Linked DNA regions of Homo sapiens: region 2 is linked to region 1. A link is an interaction called in ENCODE POLR2A ChIA-PET data of the cell type or tissue named here. Cell type or tissue: OCI-LY7. All regions are shown on one strand.

Region 1 (2,500 bases):
CAAGGTCTTGGCATTTGTTTTATTATTTGCAAAAGATCTTTTTTTCTTTTACTAACATTTTGTAGGTACTACACATTATCCTTTATAGACACTAGCTTAAGTAATTCTGAAAAATGCCATATGAAGTAGGAACTACTAGTAAGTCCACCCTGAGATGAGAAAATGAAGGCTAAGAAGGTTAAGTTCTCGGTTACCAAGTTAGTTATGGAGGCAAAATTTGAACTCAGTTCCTCCCCAACGCCCAGGCTAATCACATCTCTTGCAGTGTTTCCCCAAGCATGGCCCATGCATCACCAGTCAAATGTGGGATTGTAAGATGCATGTGTATAAATACATTTTTATTTTAACAGTTATATATGTCTTTATTTTAATGTGGATTAGAAAAAATTGTCCAGCTAGCAGATCTTTCTTGGATCTTATTGCTTGGGACCTAGCTAATTTTGCATCAATTACATGCTTTGCAAGAGCTAGAAAAACAGTTAAGCTCTAATGCCATTTCTTCTAAGAAATAAGTGATTTGACTCACCAAGGAATGGAATCCATACTAGCTTCTATAGACTGCTTCCCAGCTGAATTAATCAGCCTGGATATTAAATGATCCCTAGCAGATGTCTAGAAACCAATGCTTTTAACTTCAAAGAAGAGTTTCTTCTGGTACCCTTCTCTTCTCCATCATTTAACTCCCTCATCTTTTCCCCTGCCCCCTACAATCATGTAGCCCTGGAAGATTACCTAAGCTAAGACAAAATGGTGAAGAGCAGAGATGTCTGGAAGGAAGCAGAGCTGCTCACTCATCCTTCTGTCCCCAAGATGGCTCATCACGGAACTCTCCCTAGGGTGGTCATAGCTGATCCCTGAGCAGGCGCCCCATTCAGATAATGGCCAGACATCAAAGCCCCAGCTGACACAGAAATCTCTGGAGGAAAAAGCCATCTTGGTGACATAGTATTTTTAGTTCATCCTTTTCTTTATTGTCAAAATGACTTACAAATAGCTCCAACTTTTGACCGTGGCTAGTCATGCCACCAGTTGGCTGACTTTGTGTTCAATATTTTACTTAAAAAAACCCTCAAACTTCTAGTTATACAAGTAACACATGAATTATTTCTCCTTGTAAAAACTTTAAATATTAAATGTTAGACTGCCACTGGAGCCACCAGGCCCCCTCCTCAGAGAGAACCAGTTTAGGGTTTTAACTCAGAATCAATTTAATGAATTTAGGGTGTTATCCTTTCAGACTGCTTTCTATGCATGGATGTATCTTTGAAAAATAAGCAGAATTGTTCTGTGGTGGCTTAGCTTAGCACACAAATGATATCATACTTAAATTTCTGTAACTCCATTTTTATTTTTTATTTTTCTAAGACAGGGTCTCACTCTGTCTCCCAGGCTAGAGTACAAGGGCATGATCTTGGCTCACTGCAACCTCTGCATCCTGGGCTCAAACGATCCCCCTGCCTCAGCTCCCAGGTAGCTGGGACTACAGGTATGTGCCACCATGCCTGGATGACTTTTGTAATTTTTTTTTTTTTATAGAGAAAGGGTTTCACCATGTGGCCCAGGCTGGTCTCAAACTCCTGGACTCAAGTGATCTACCTGCCTTGGCCTCCCAAAGTGCTAGGATCACAGGTGTGAGCCACCATGCCCAGCCCAAATTTCTGTAACTTGAAAAAAGAAATCTAACAGTATGCCTTGGCAATCTTTTCATCTTTCACCATCTTTCTTTCCTTTTCTTTTTCTTAATGCTGCGTTATATTCCATGTATTCCATAGTGTAGATGTTTTTTATATTGTAAAGTGAAAATATCATGCAATTTGACCTTTGGCTTTTCTATAATACTTTTTCTCAGAGAGCAATGATATATAAGAAGAAGATTCCCTTTACTTTCTGCCCCTTCTGATTTCTAGAAAACTGCCACTAATTTCAGGAAAAGTAATACATGAATGGCAATTTGAGGGAGGGATTGGCATTAGTTCTGTAATTCCCAGTGCAACGGCAGGTTAACAGGACATAAAATCAGGCAGAATTGTGACTCACAACTGTATGGCCTTGGACTCATTAAACATCCATGAATCTCAGACTCATCAATTGCAAAATGAAGAGAATAATATCTACCTTTCCAGGTCACTGGCAAGATTCTGTAAGAAAAGGAAATTAAGAACAAGCAGAGTACCTGGCACTTTAGTGCATGACAAATTATTTAAAGCTGCGTGGCAAAGTTCTGCTCGACAGTGCAGAATACAAATATGTTTCTATTATGTAGGATTTTCAGTTTATGCTCAAAAATTATTATTTCCCTTTGGAATATCTTGTTAGTATGGATACTGCACCCTGTGGATTTATAGGTAGGGAAATTGAGACAGAAAGATATGCTCAAGGTAAATCCATCATGGTGCCAGGATTAGCTTTTCTAAGAACTGTTAAGCTTCTTTTCTTATGACTTATTGTTAAACTAATAAACAGAATGCTTGAAATTGCTACCTGAAAACTAAGCATATTG
Region 2 (2,500 bases), 120 kb after region 1:
GCTCTGTCGCCCAGGCTGGAGTGCAGTGGCACAATCTCGGCTCACTGCAACCTCTGCCTTCCGGGTTCACACCATTCTCTTGCCTCAGCCTCCTGAGTAGCTGGGACTACTGGCACCTGCCACCACGCTTGGCTAATTTTTTGTATTTTTATTAGAGATGTGGTTTCACCGTGTTAGCCAGGATGGTCTCAATCTCCTGACCTCATGATCCACCTGGCTCGGCCTCCCAAAGTGCTGGGATTACAGGTGTGAGCCACTGCGCCTGGCCACTACATTCATTTTTATAGTGGAAGATCATATAGAACTATATGGTAATAAAAAAGCTCAAAAAAAGAAAAAAATGAAAATCCAAGTTATAGGAGATATACATGATATGATATGATATATTATTTAGAAACACACAAAATACTACTCTATTGTTTATAGTCATATATATGTAATAAAAATGTAAAAACTCCAGATGTTAAGACTATTTCAACCGGAGAGGAATGATTACCTCCAGGGAGAGAGGGAAGGTATAGGGCCTGGGTTGGAGCACACAAAATCTGAAGCAAATATGACTAAATGTTGGATGTATAGTGGGTACAGAGATGAATGCTATACAAAGATACAGAATTAGGTCTGTATATGTAGGATGAGGGCCCTGGAAGGGCACAGCCCAACTGTTGACAGTGACTGATTACATAGCTGGGGTGGTATTTAGACAGCATAAATGTGGACATTATCCTTTATATTATGTATTTCTTAGTCTTTTACTATGAAAATATATTGTGGATTTATTGCATATAATGAACATAATGCAGATTATAATAACATATATTAGCTGGTGGGGAAGGAGGCAGAAAGGCATGAGATGAGGCTGGATAGGTGGGCAAGGCTGGACAGGGAAGCAGAGTCAGGGATTTGGCCATAGGGTGATGGGGTTCCACTGAAGCATGGAGTGACATGATGAGATTTGCCTTTTAGAAAGATATCCCTGGCAAGGGAGGGGAAAAGAGAGTCAGGGGTTCAGAGTGAAAGCAGAGATAAGCTGGAGGCTACTGCAGACATCCAGACCCTGTGTGGCCTGTCTCAGGGACACTTTCAAGATTCTGAAGGCAAGGGAGTCATAGGTGTCCACTGAAACTCTTCTCAACCATTCTCCACCCTCTGTCAGCCTTTTTTTTTTTAATTATTATTATTATTATTATTATTTTTTATTGAGACAGAGTTTCACTCTTGCTGCCCAGGCTGGAGTGCAATAGCGCAATCTCTGCTCACTGCAACCTCCACCTCCTGGGTTCAAGTGATTCTCCTACCTCAGCCTCCTGACTAGCTAGGATTACAGGCATGCGCCACCATGCCCGGCTAATTTTGTATTTTTAGTAGAGACAGGATTTCTCCATGTTGGTCAGGTTGGTCTCGAACTCCCGACCTCAAGTGATCTGCCTGCCTCGGCCTCCGAAAGTGCTGGGATTACAGGCATGAGCCACCGCGCCCAGCCTTTTTTTTTTTAAATACAGCATTATTCAATTGAAATATCATGTGAACCACATATGTAATTTAAGTTTTCTATTAGTCATATATATATAGTATATACATACTTATATATAATAATATTATATTATATATTATACAAATTATATATTATATATTATATATTATATATTATATATTGTACATATCATATATTATATAATATTATATTATATATTATATATTATACATATTATATATTATATAATATATTATATATTATACATATTATATATTATATAATATATTATATATTATACATATTATATATTATATAATATATTATATAATATATTAAATATATTACATAATATATAATATAATATATTATATGTATAATATATTACATATTATGTACATTATATAATATATAATATATATTATACATAATATATTTAATTATATATTATATATGTTACATAATATATATTATATAATATATATTATATAATATATAAAATAGCTATTATATATAATACTTATTATATTATATATAACATAATAAACATTATATTATATATAACATATATACTGGTACTATAATTATATATATTATATATACAATTATATATAATATATTATATTATATGATTATATATTACATATTATATAATATATATTATATAATATAATATATATTAATTATATTATTATATAATATATAATGACATATATAATATATAATATAAATATATAATATATAAATAATATATTATATATAATATATTATATATAATATAAAATATATTATATATTATATATATAAAATATATTTTATATTATAGTTTATATATAAAATATATAATATATATTTTTAAATATAAAACATATATATTTAATATATATAAAATATATATAATATATATAATATATATAATATATTATATATTTATTATACATAAAATATATATTGTATATAATATATATAAAACATATATTTTTATATATAATATATATAAAAATATATATTATATAATATATATAA

Evidence for each region. Peaks named below come from ENCODE experiments on the same cell type or tissue, not always from the same donor. Only the 100,000 strongest peaks of a DNase experiment are listed, where the experiment ranks them.
Region 2: POLR2A ChIA-PET joins it to region 1 with 6 read pairs; 4 of 35 experiments call an interaction of 5 or more read pairs at or near these places.

Annotation. Positions count from the first base shown.
Region 1 is chr3:56,841,916-56,844,415 of GRCh38, forward strand. It overlaps a transcript of ARHGEF3 not described here. Among named protein-coding and RNA genes, the nearest start is that of ARHGEF3, 41 kb to the left of the region's middle. In OCI-LY7, no CTCF peak of the experiment used is centred here; no DNase peak of the experiment used is centred here.
Region 2 is chr3:56,965,680-56,968,179 of GRCh38, forward strand. It overlaps a transcript of ARHGEF3 not described here. Among named protein-coding and RNA genes, the nearest start is that of ARHGEF3-AS1, 27 kb to the left of the region's middle. In OCI-LY7, no CTCF peak of the experiment used is centred here; no DNase peak of the experiment used is centred here; H3K4me3 peaks cover 562 bases; H3K27ac peaks cover 1,380 bases.